Regions from separate parts of the Homo sapiens genome. Here all the other regions are linked to region 1. The links are chromatin contacts, found by Hi-C or POLR2A ChIA-PET in ENCODE. All regions are on one chromosome and are shown on one strand. Each heading gives the region's core, a stretch centred on a gene start or an enhancer-like site at or near the end of the contact. The rest is flanking DNA. Distances are from core to core; before and after follow the strand shown. Region 1 holds the start of SFMBT2 (Scm like with four mbt domains 2). Region 2 holds the start of IL15RA (interleukin 15 receptor subunit alpha). Region 3 holds the start of TASOR2 (transcription activation suppressor family member 2). Region 4 holds the start of RBM17 (RNA binding motif protein 17).

Region 1 (2,827 bases), core at 76-2,575:
CCTGAGGACCTCTGTCTGTGCCGCGCGTGGTCAGCCCCGGTCCCCTCACTCCATGGCTGGCCCCTAGCCCTTCAGAGCGGACACCTCTCCTTAGGGATGCAGGGCGAGGAAGGGCGGGTGGAGCTGCGAACCCACGGGGACCTGGAGGACCTCTTGGCCCCCTGGAGAGGGGTACTATGAGAGGGATTCATGGGACACAGATTTGGGGGACTGGGTAATTTTACCCCCTTTGGCAACCATAAAAACCCTGAGCAAACGTGTCCATTCGCTATTTCGCAGAAATATACAATGCAGGCCCACACAGGCATCTCTGCGAGGCCCCCTAGTTAAGGGCGCAGCGTTCTTCGGAAGCTCTTGGTCTTGCTACCAGGGCGTCACCGGCTTTTCCGCACTGGGGACATTTCGTTTGGGCTCTGCGCAGCCGTTGCACCTAAGGCCCTGGGAGCTCCGCGTTCCTCCCCAGGCGCCCGGGACAAAGTGCCCGAGGGCTCCGCAGACGTCCAGCCCTGCCCGGGGCTCACGGCCGCCGGGGCTCTCCAACGGACCGTCGAGGGCCACGTTTTGCTGGGGTGTGAGCGACGATTCTTTTCCCGCCCTATGAGGCCCGCCACTAGCTAGGTGCCCCATGAGACGCCGTGGCGAGCACGGCTACCTGGCAGCTCGCCCGGGCAGCCCCAACTTAATTTCCTGCCCCTCGGGGCACCTTTCCCTCGAATAGCTCTCCTCGGCCCCTCCAGCCCTGCCCAAGGGGCCTGGAAATGTTCGCAGCTTCAAGAAAGGCTCTATTTAAGCACAGGATGGGGTGGGGCGGGCGGGGCCAAGATTGCCCTGGGGATTGAATTTATCTCCGCTCCCAGCGATCCCCGGCGGATAAAGCGCAAGTTTGTGCACACGGTCGACTGAGCCATTGGAAACCCAGCTCACGAACCGCAGCCAGGGAAACGGGAGTTTGCCCAGTTGTCCTTGCGGAGGGGTGTGCGGAAACGCCCGCGATGGGAACTTTCTGCAGATCATGTATGGAGGGAGCTCACAAAAAGGAGGAAGGGGAGCGCGGTGGGGAGGAGGCCGCGTGGGCGTGGAAGGTCCCAGGGTCCTGGGGGTGCCCGCCTGCTTAGGCGCAGGGAATGGCGCGGAGCTGGCTGGGGAAGGAGCCGATCACGTCCCGCAGGCTAATTGGCTTAAGAAATTTTGCAAGCGCTGGAAAAGGTCGTTGAAGGAGTTCGCTGCACGCGCACGCACACACATACACACACACACAAAATCTTAAAAAAAAAAAAAAAAAAAAAAAAAAAAGAGCGCCGAGCATGCGCACAGAGAGGATGCCATATTGGAATGAGCTGTAGTGGGAGCCGGAGGACCGGAGCGGGCGCGCGAGGGAGGCGGCGGGCGGGGAGCGAGCGGGCAAGGGCGGGCGAGCGAGCAAGCGAGCGAGGCCGGTGCCCTCCCGGGCGGCGACCGGGGCCTGGGTCCACGCCGAGGGCAGGACGAACTTCACCAGGTAGGACGCCGCGCCGGCTGCTGTCCCCGGCGCCCAGGCTGGCCGGAGAGCAGCCCTTCGGCCCGCAGGTTGAGTGCGCTGGTCAGGGGCTTTTTCCAGCCTAGGAAAAAAAAGGAAAAAAAAAAAAAGGAAGGAAGCCTGAGGGAGCTGGGGTTGGAGGTGGCGGGTGGGGGAAGGCTGGGGAGGGTGCAGGGGAGCGAAAGAGAAGGGCAGGAGAAGAAAGCGACTGCACTTGAGCGAAGCTTCAAACTCCTCTGTGCGCTCCAGGTTGTCATTTTTGCTTCCCGGGTCCCCTTCGCCTGCGTCTCCGGGCTCGGAAAAGCCGAGCCGTGCGGGAGTCCGTCCGGAGTTGCAAAGTGTCCTCCTTCCCCGGGCGCAGCCTGTCCCCTCCCGCCGCCCACCTTCCTCGTTTCTGCACTCATTTTAGCGACGCAGCCGCCGCTGCTACCTACCCCGCGCTCCCGCGTCTCCTCCGCGCTGGGGTCTCCCCTTTCTTTTGGTTTGGGTGGGAGAAAAAGATGGTGAGGACGGGGAATCGGAGACCGGCATGGGGGTAAAAATCGTGCAGACATTCGGAATCGCTCCCTTGGAAACATTTGCCTGAGCAACTGAAATAAAATTGGCAGTAGTAGTTTTGGAGCGTGCTCCAGCGAGGATGGTCTTTTTGTTCATTATTTTCTCTTTAAAGTAATATCCTGTCACTTAGGGGCTTTCCGGTTGTCTCCTCTTATTCGACCCCCTTTCAAAATTGCTGACTTGAGCTGGTTCTGGAGTTTATTTTTTAATATGCGTGCGTGGGTATGTGTATGTGTGTGTATGTTTTGCAGAAATCCGCCAAAATGCAACTGTAGGAACTGCGAGATGTATTTATTGATTTTGACCAGGGGCGGTGGGAAGGGGCTGGAGGGAGCTGGGGGATCCTGGAGGGTGGGAAGTGGCTGATTCTCGGTGGCCGGACACTCATCCAGAGCCTGATCCGTACTCGTGTTTTCTTGGAAGCGCCACAACTGCGGGGAAGGAGTCTTTAGAAACCGTGCCAGTTTCAATATGGCGGGCTAAGGTGGCTTTTAAAAACTGAAAATAAAGGTTTTGAGGTGGGAAAAAACCCAGCTGAAGTTTCCACCCCTTAGTTTCGACTCTCTTTGGCTACCCCAGGAAGCGCTTTAGCGAATTAAGTGGGGAAAAAAAGAAGGAATGGGCTGTCCGGTTTTTTTTTTCCGTGGTTAGAGTCTGTGTGTCAAGTCCATTGCTAGGGGGGAAAGGGATGGAGAAGTGCCCCTGGCCCGGACCAGGGCACCGAAACGCAACTGTCGTGTGTGCCTGTGGATT
Region 2 (3,201 bases), core at 234-2,733, 1.4 Mb after region 1:
TGAATAATGTGGGATTTCCCCAGTTGGAGTAAGGGTGGCTATTCCTGCTTAGAAAAAAAGAATGGACCTTGTGTGGTCACTGCCGGATGGTAGGTTCATTATTCTTTCTACTTTTTTTTTTTAAATTTAAGAGACAGGAACTGGCTGTGTTGCCCAGGCTGGAGTGCAGTGGTGCGATCTCAGCTCACTGCAACCTCAGCCTCCTGGGTTCAAGTGATTCTCCTGCCTCAGCCTCCTGAATAGCTGGGATTACAGGCGCCCGCCACCATGCCCAGCTAATTTTGGTATTTTTAGTAGAGATGGGGTTTCACCATGTTGGCCAGGCTAGTCTCGAATTCCTGACTTCAGGCGATCCACCTGCCTTGGCCTCCGAAAGTGCTTGGATTTCAGGAGTGGCCACCGCGCTCGGCCCTAAATTCTTTTATTTAACTTTTAAGTTCAGGGTTATAAGTGCAGGTTTGTTATAAAGGTAAACCTGTGTCTTGGGGGATTATTGTACAGATTATTTCGTTTTCAAAGAGAATTTGCAAGTATGTCACAAAAGCCTCATAAACACGTTGTGAGATTTTAAGAGGCAATGACCGAGGCTTGGAGATGTCTCGTCCTGTCCAATGTCACCGCTAGACCTGAGAATCTGCACTTGGGAGCTTACAGACCCGGTTCTCAGGCTTCACTTGAGACCCCAAGAAAGAAAAAAACCCACCAGCCAAAGAGGAGGATGGCAGCCTGGAAGAACCTAAGGAAGCGAGGCTCAGAGGTGAAGCACTGTGGCTCCTCTCCCCCTTCTCCCCCCTCCGCCCCCTCTCCTTCTAAGATGAGGCATTTTCTAGGGGAGCAAAGCTGCAGCAGGAATTCGGCGAAGTGGCGGAGCTGGGGCCCCAGCGGGCGCCGGGGGCCGCGGGAGCCAGCAGGTGGCGGGGGCTGCGCTCCGCCCGGGCCAGAGCGCACCAGGCAGGTGCCCGCGCCTCCGCACCGCGGCGACACCTCCGCGGGCACTCACCCAGGCCGGCCGCTCACAACCGAGCGCAGGGCCGCGGAGGGAGACCAGGAAAGCCGAAGGCGGAGCAGCTGGAGGCGACCAGCGCCGGGCGAGGTCAAGTGGATCCGAGCCGCAGAGAGGGCTGGAGAGAGTCTGCTCTCCGATGACTTTGCCCACTCTCTTCGCAGTGGGGACACCGGACCGAGTGCACACTGGAGGTCCCAGAGCACGACGAGCGCGGAGGACCGGGAGGCTCCCGGGCTTGCGTGGGTAAGGTCCTGGGTCCCCACCGGGCACGGCCCATGCGTCCCGGGGACAGGGGTGGCTGTGCGGTGCCGCGGCGGCCGGCGGGGCTCCTTCCCCAGCAGGGGTGGGGACGCTGAGTCACGGATCTGTCACCGCTTTGCACCTCTCCGAGCCCTCGGGGGCCAAAGCAAAAGCGAAAGCGAATGCGACTGGCGGGGCGGCAGGTCCCAGAGCAGCGCTCGCCACCTCCCCCCGGCCTGGGCAGCGCTCGCCCGGGGAGTCCAGCGGTGTCCTGTGGAGCTGCCGCCATGGCCCCGCGGCGGGCGCGCGGCTGCCGGACCCTCGGTCTCCCGGCGCTGCTACTGCTGCTGCTGCTCCGGCCGCCGGCGACGCGGGGTAGGGAGCTGGGAGCAGGGGCGCCCGGGCGGGACTTGGAAGGGGGCCGGGACGTGGAGCTGGAGGGAACCGGGCGCCCCATCTCCCCGGGCCGTGCGGGGGCGTCGGTGCCCTCGGGAGCGCGGTGCGCGCAGGCCCAGGCCGGGGAGGGGACGCGGCGCCGGGCAGGAGGGACACGTGCCGGGAGCCGGGGTCGCAGGGAGAGCGCCGCCGCTGCGCCCGGGTCACCCACGTAAGGGAGCGGGCGGCCTGGCTGGGGTCTCCGAGGCCGAGGTCAGGAGCAGTTCTGAGAAGCCCGTTTTGGCCACGGGAGCGCGGAGCCGGCGGCGTCCAGCAGTTTGGAGACACGGGCGAGTGCGCTTCTCCCAGGCGCCTGGACTGCAGGGCGGGTGTTGCATAGCACGCGGTCCTCGGAGGGGTCCGGGAGAAACTACTCCTCCCGACTCCCAGGCAAAAGTAAATTATGTCAGTGGGAGCTGGGAGGGTGGGGAGGAGCTGTGTCCCAGGGGGAAACGCGTCGGGCAAGTTGCACACCTGGGGACCTGGAAACAACTTCCAATTCTTAAGCGATCAGGAAACCAGCAGAGGCGGTCGGGACCGGATGGGGGTGGGGAGTGGGGGCCAGCCTGGAGTCTACACTCGCAGAAAAAGGGGGAAGAGATCTGTGATCGCTTGGTGTATTCGAGAAGAAAGCGGGTCGCGGAGCTCTGATCTCGGCAGGGAGGACGGAATGAGCGATTCCTAGGGGTTTTGTCCCGGCAGCCAGAGGAAGGAGGAAAACAGTAGCAGGGTCTAGCTCTATCCTTGTCAGCGCTTCTTTATCTTTTTATAGTCAGGGAGCTCTTGGAGGGTCTGATGAAAGCTATGAACCCCCGGCCCCCAGAAAAATGCATGAATGAACATAGTTACAAAATGTGCATATGATTTTGGGGTCAAAGCCCCACTGAAGGCCATCCATGGACTCTCTATAGGAATTAGTAACGCCATGATCTGTGTGTGTTTTTAAGCGAGACCCTGAATAATTTACATCCAGTCGGGCCAGTCTGCCCAGGCCCTGGCCAAAGCCATTCCACGCACAGTTGCTGCTGCCTGGTGTGGCCTGAACGCCCCCCCACCCTCTGCCACCCCCACCCCAGCTCTGCGAGGCTTCTTGAAGTTTCGTTTTCATGAGACTCTGATGCTTGGATTTCCCCCCACATCTGAGAAGCAGAGTTAGTTGGTGACCGGTTGGTTCCTCCCAGTTGGCTAGCAGTGTCACAGGACCCCATAGCTGGCAACTGGGGCAGCTGGATTACACAATATGAAAGTGAAATGCAGCCTTAGTCAAAGCCCAGCAGAGAGGAGGTGTCTTCCTTGAAGACTGAGTGGATAGGGGAGCACCACTGTGAGATCTCTGATCTCATCAGCTGCACAGCCTTGCCCTTTGACCTTAGAAAGATGTTGCTACCTTCCCTTCCCAAAGCTCTCAATGTTTTTTCTTTTTCTTTTTCTTTCTTTCTTGTTTTCTTTTTTGAGACGGAGTCTCACTCTGTCACCCCGGCTGGGGTGCAGTAGCGCGATCTCAGCTCACTGCAACCTCC
Region 3 (2,982 bases), core at 421-2,920, 1.7 Mb after region 1:
CAAGAGATAATCACTGCAGTATTGTCAGTTATAGGGATATCTTGAAAATAACTTGAATGTCTACCAACAGAAAAATGAAATTCACTTGATAAATACATGCCATATTGATCTATTTTTACTGAATAGATAGTATACTGTATTTAACAAACACCATGTCTCAGTCAAGTTCTTAGGCACTTCACCGATTTTAACCCATTTTAACAACTATGTTTGGACCACAGGAGATGCTTATAATCTCCCTTTAAAAAAATTAGTTACATTTGGGCAAATGTTCTGTATACACAAAACTTCAAATATACCGTCTTGGTCTTCCTTAACATAATTGTGGACCTTTTGTCACCCTTTTTCTGGCCTGGCTTAGTTATTTATTGATGTACAGTACAGGACATACCGCATACAGTCACCCATTCCTATAAGGCAGTTTTTCGACAGAAGGGTATTCTTGCACCGTTAGGGGACACTGCTTTGCTATAAACCTCCTAGGCAGGATTACCGCCAGGCTCACCCCTAGTTTTATTCAGGGAACACTGTAGACTCTAGGATCGCGAATGCCATTCCAATAATACCATACACTTGTACGCCACATATTTAAGTTTTGGATACACTTTCATAAACTTTTCTATTCTAATTGTACCTTACAGGGAGAATAAGGAAGAGTAAGCGTGGTTTGTTTAAAGTTACAGATTTCAAATAGACAAGAAGCGACTAAGAGAAACTTGAGAATTCCCAAAGTAATCTTCCTCAAAATTTCAGTCATCAACCCAGTTCTCCCACGAAACGCTGCTTGGCGCCGCCTTCAGACAAACTTCTGTGTTGCTCGCACCAAGTTATCCCAACGCGGCTTGCGCTTGCTGCTGAAATGACCCTCCCTTCGGAGAGACCTGTTTTACCCTAAAAAGAAAAGGTGGCGCATTGCCATGAAGTCTCGAGTAGCAGCAGGCTTCACGCAGAACCCGCAGGAAATGATTTCCCAGCCGGTGCAAACCCGAAGACGGAAACTTCAGCCAAGAACTTATCAGCATATCCCTGAGGACGCAGCTGTCCCCTGACAGGCGACGCAAACGAAACGCCTCAGAAAGGGGCAAGATGACACGGTTAGGATCTCCCTGCCGGCGACACCGAGCGCGGCCACAGGTTGTAGCGCAGGACAGAAGGTTGAGTCATCTAGAAGGCGCCGACCCCTCCCACCCCCTCACCCGGAGCGCGGCAAAAGGCAAGGAGAACGCGTCGACCCTCGCAGCCAAGCCCCGGCAGCTGCCCGAGCGCTCGGCCTCGGGGACCCGCCGTCCTCCTCGCAGGGTTCCCGGGCGCCCAGGCCGAGGAGGGACTTACCCGTCCTTGGCGTGGCCGCCGCCCCCGAGGACCTGAGATCCCGGCTCGGCCTCCTTCCCATGCTTCTCCCGGCCGTGCTCTGCGTCCTCCCGGGCCCTCGCGACACCGGCGCACGTGGGAAGCACCAGTCGCCGGCTCCGCGCTCCCGCGGGGACCCCCCTCAGGGGCACGCCGTCCGCCCCAGCCCCGGGGTCCTCGCCGCGGGCGCTGACAGGGACGCCGCGGCCGCCCGCGCTCTGTCTCCCGTCAGGGTCACGGGCAAGAGGCAACCCCGGGACGCCCGGCAGCCTGCGAGAACATGCCGACTTTCTCTCTGACCGGCGCTAGCAACCGGAAGCAAAACCTCGCGGCCAAAGGAAAAGAAAAGGGGAGGGGGGGGCAAAAAAAGAAAGTGAAAACTGAAGTGAGGCGTCTCCCTCAGAGATGGGAACCAATCGCCGGGAAGAAACCAAGGCGCAGGCGCGGACCGAGGTCAGCGTCCACGCGGCGCTCGCGTCTCCCCTCTGCGCAGGCGTAAGGCCACAGCTCGCTCCTGATTAGGCGGCCGATCCCAACGAGCGCGTGGTGTCTCGCGTTGCCGACCCTTGACAGGAGGCGGAAGATGCCCTTGGGAAGAGGCGGGAGACGCTCTCTCGGCTGACCTACAGTGCTGTGGCTGTGGCCCACGTGGTCGCCTTCGGGCGCCTTCTCCCTTCTCAGCGTTTCATTCCCCAGGTGCTGCTGCAAGAACAGTTTATTTGTCTGGCCCGAATGCGACATTTTGGAAATTTTGCCCTTGTTTTAATCCATATAGTAGGTGTGGCTGTTACCCCCTAGGAAAGCATCTCTAGAAATTTATAACACATGCACAGAGAGCTAAGGTGACCATCAATAAATTCAGGTTTACCCTTGCCCATGATAAATAGTCATGCAAACATCATTTAACTGTAGGGACACCTTATGAGAGAGATGCCTCATTAGGCAATTTGGTCCTTGAGTGAACATCACAGAAACCTAGAAGCATAACCTACTACATACTTACACCATAAGCCATAGCCCATTACTCCTGGCTACAAACCCATGCTATATGTTATTGTACTGAATACTGTGGACAATTATAACACAATGGTAAGTATTTGTATAAGCATATCTAGACATAGAAAAGGTACAATAAAAATACAGTATGAAAAATAATGGTACACCTGTGTAAGGCATTCTCACGAATGGACCTTGCAGTACTGGGAGTTGCTCTGGGTGAGTCTGTGAGTGAGCAATGAGAATGTGAAGGTCTGGGACATTACTGTACACTCTTGTAGACTTTATAAACACTGTACACCTAAGCTACACTGAATTTATTTTTTTAAATTTTTTCATAATTAACCTTAGCTTACTGTAACTTTTTAACTTTTTAAAACTTTTAAAAAACTTTTTAAGACTCTTTTGTAATAACACTTAGCTTAAAACAAACACATTGTACACAAATATTTTCTTTATATCCTTAATCTGTAAGTTTTTTTCTATTTAAAAATTTTTTTAATTTACTTTTTAAACTTTTTTGTTAAAAACTAAGACACAAACACACATTAACCTGGGCCTACACAGGGTCAGGATCATCAACATCATTGTCTTCACCTCCATTTTGTCCCACTGGGGGGCTGGGATTACGGTGGA
Region 4 (2,954 bases), core at 161-2,660, 1.3 Mb after region 1:
TTGCTTAACTAACTCTAAAAATAAAGCCCTCTCGTTTAGCTCACTAAACTGTTACCCCATATTCCCTAAAAGCTGTCATTACGATCAAAATGTCTGCAGCCTTTACAACTAAAAATGTGGAAACTTGTGTTGCATCCTTTTAAAAACTCCATCTGCTGCGGGGAGCCAGTGCACATCTACCCATCTATTTGAGTATATGCGAATCTTGCCCTTATCTAGAATATCCTATTTCCCATCCATATGCCTGGCTCTAGCAAAATAAGGACCCTCAATGGCGCTTCTTTACTGCTTCTCAAGAAACCTCCATGTTCTGACCTGACTACTCCTGGAAACACAGCAGCCCCTCCTCAAACCTTTCTTTCTGCCTAACCTGCAGCTTCCAGAACGCACTACGGGGCTTCGCTTCTGCTACTTTCGCACTTACTTCCTCCGCCGGCAGCCTTTTTCCCACCTCTCACATCTAACAACGTACCTTCAAGACTCAACATAAGCATGACCTCCTCTCTCAAGAGAGGTCCTTCCAGACCCCACTTGCGTTTCTCAAATCAACCCGGGCCTGGGTTTTCACGCCTGCTTTCCCAGAAACCAAACTCCTGCAAGCAGGGGCAGAACCTCATTCCACCTGCATTCTCCGATCATTACACATTCTCGGGGCAAGAGGCGAAGCTCAAAGACTGCCTGGGGTCGGACGTGAGCGCTGAAACACCGCTCAAACTGCACGAGCCGAGGCGACGCCGGGGTTAGGGCTGCATTCCTGTCCCGGGCAGCTCCGGAGTCTGAGAAACGCCAACGTCTGCACTCCCAGTTCTGAGACCCCGGGAGGAACCGGCTCCGAGCCCCAGAGAGGGGCAACCGTGCAGGGCCAGGGGGGACACGCTACGGGCTACTCGGTTCTGGTGACCAGACAATTTCGTCAGGATGCGGTGCACGAGACGGAGAAGAAACGCTCTTCAGCACCAAACAGCCCGAGGCAGACATGAGGAGGAGGAGGAGGAAGGGAAGAGGGAGAAGGTCAGGGCCAGGGTCACCAGAGGCGGCGGCGGGCGGAGGGTACCGGGCCGCAGCCGCGTGGAGAGACCAGCGCCCGCCGCGGGGACTGAGACCCTCGGAGGCTCCGGCTGCGCTGGCCCGGCCTCCGCCCCTCGCGACGGGCCTAAAGCCGCGGGCTTGCGTCTAGCGCCTCCCGGGAAGGCGCGCCCGCCTCAGGTCCCGCCAGGCCACCCACCCGGGGCCGCCGGGGCGCCACTTACCCGGCCCGCCCGGCCGACTCTGCCCATGAGCCGCGCCGGCGGCAGAGCGGAGCCGGGCGGCACTCCGCGGAAACCCGCCAGCGGCAGGAGGCCTCGGCGGCGCCCACCCTTCGCTGAGTCCTCAGGGCGCTCGGCGGCGCGGGGTCAGGGAGCGCGGGCTGCCGGGAGAGCGCGCCCGCGCCTGCGCCCCGCCTGCGCCTGCGCCTGCTTCGGCCTCTGCGCCTGCGCCGAGGGCGCCTTGCCGCACTGCCCCCTGCCCGCGGGAGGACCGCACTGCACGCTCCCCTCCGCCGGCGTCTTCTTACCATCAAGAGGTGTCGCCCTGGCGCACATTTTCGAAATTCCACAAGGCTTGGGGAGCGCGGCAGCGCCCCCAGATGGTGAGGAGGAGAAGTGGTCCGAGGCCGGGCTTTCTGATAGGGGAGGTGGGGGAAGTCCCTCCAGGCCCCTCGATCTCATTCATTCAAAGCCACTCCTATATAAGCAAAAAGTTGAAAATAAGTCTGCATAGGCCAGATGCTGCAAAAGGATGGCAAGGAGCACGAGGTTAAGCGTAAGATTATGGAAACAGATGCCGCGATTAGGGGTACAGAAAAGAATGTCAATGCTATAAAGCCTCGGTCTTTAAAAACGACGTCGCTGACAGAAGCAGGGAGGGAAAGGGAAAGTGGGACTTCGGGTAAATATGATTTTTACATCTGTAATTAATTGGGTGTCAAATAGAGTTCAAGCCGATAAATCAAATAGTAGAGATTTAAGCAGACGTCTTAGTCCGAAGGAGTATACCAAGAAAGTTACTATAATCCATTAAAATCCAGTCATTAAGAAAACGGGAAAAGGGGGAAAAAAGAAATACAGTGGAGAGACAAAAGACAATCTAAAGAAATAGAGGATTAAGGACGTCATGGGATGGTATGATTCTGAGGGTAACCCAGAACAAAACTACAAAGCTTTCAAATAATCCACACATACATGCACCCACACATACATGCATGCACACACACACACACACACACAAAACCACAGCAAAAAAAATATATATATAGGGAAATATTTTAAAAAGTTACAAAACAGAAAGCGTAACCAAACTATATGACAGAACAAGACCAAATGTCTCACAAGAAGAAATATAGACCTAAGCTTACCTACTAAAAAACTACAATCTCAGATAGGAGCACAAACCATCATGCAACTCAGTGTTGTATACAAGAAAGTGCTAACGTTATTCTGAGTTTGAAAATACAAGATTGGAAAAGATATACCAGGAATATGCAAAAAAATTAAAAAAATCAGGAATCACAAACCGCTTACTACAAAGTTGATTTCAGGGCAAAAAGCATTAAGTAAGATTAAGAAGGACATTTTATAATCTTGAGGAGCACAATTCACAATCAAGAAAAAAATAGGAAAAATAGGAAAATCTTTGCACCAAATCACATAATCTCATTATTCATAGCAAACACTGTAGGAGTGAGTGAATAGACAGAAATAATTGGCACACTCCTTGCCAGACGAAGAGTACAAAAAGTAAATGGGGATTGAGAAGACCTAAAAATACAATTCCTATGATAGATCTAATATATCAAACACTGTCCCCTAAATAGACATTACATCTTTTCCAGTGTCTAAGGAATATTCACAACAATTAGTCATATTTTAAACCACAGAGAAAAATCTTAACATAGTCCAATAAGTAGAATCATA

The links. A loop is a pair of places that touch in the nucleus more often than their neighbours do. ChIA-PET counts read pairs that join two places held with the same protein, here RNA polymerase II (POLR2A). Pooled maps may share reads with other maps.
Region 2: a loop to region 1 is called in a pooled map, with 4 times the contacts of the local background. The contact joins the promoter of IL15RA here to the promoter of SFMBT2 in region 1. A Hi-C loop is called at or near these places in 1 of 168 maps with a recorded cell type or tissue (breast epithelium), 1 of 37 single-sample maps with no recorded cell type and 3 of 50 pooled maps.
Region 3: a map of B cell shows a loop between it and region 1 (13-fold over the local background). The contact joins the promoter of TASOR2 here to the promoter of SFMBT2 in region 1. A Hi-C loop is called at or near these places in 1 of 168 maps with a recorded cell type or tissue (B cell) and 4 of 50 pooled maps. POLR2A ChIA-PET finds 5 or more read pairs at or near these places in 1 of 52 experiments (T-cell).
Region 4: a pooled map shows a loop between it and region 1 (4-fold over the local background). The contact joins the promoter of RBM17 here to the promoter of SFMBT2 in region 1. A Hi-C loop is called at or near these places in 5 of 50 pooled maps.

Annotation. Positions count from the first base shown.
Region 1 is chr10:7,409,532-7,412,358 of GRCh38, reverse strand. SFMBT2 (Scm like with four mbt domains 2) reads left to right here and starts at 1,325. Exons shown (of 21, transcript NM_001387889.1): 1 at 1,325-1,498. RefSeq lists enhancers at 1-155, 156-1,076 and a silencer at 1,312-1,451.
Region 2 is chr10:5,975,825-5,979,025 of GRCh38, reverse strand. It overlaps IL15RA (interleukin 15 receptor subunit alpha), which reads left to right and starts at 1,483. Exons shown (of 7, transcript NM_002189.4): 1 at 1,483-1,621. The coding sequence starts at 1,534. RefSeq lists silencers at 720-1,389, 1,480-1,859 and enhancers at 2,750-2,829, 2,960-3,201.
Region 3 is chr10:5,683,526-5,686,507 of GRCh38, reverse strand. It overlaps TASOR2 (transcription activation suppressor family member 2), which reads right to left and starts at 1,670. Exons shown (of 22, transcript NM_001321783.2): 1 at 1,333-1,670. RefSeq lists enhancers at 827-1,006, 1,627-1,736, 1,877-2,116 and silencers at 1,227-1,276, 1,317-1,576.
Region 4 is chr10:6,087,490-6,090,443 of GRCh38, reverse strand. RBM17 (RNA binding motif protein 17) reads right to left here and starts at 1,410. Exons shown (of 12, transcript NM_032905.5): 1 at 1,251-1,410. RefSeq lists silencers at 679-738, 1,009-1,098, 1,109-1,548 and enhancers at 1-752, 1,709-1,758.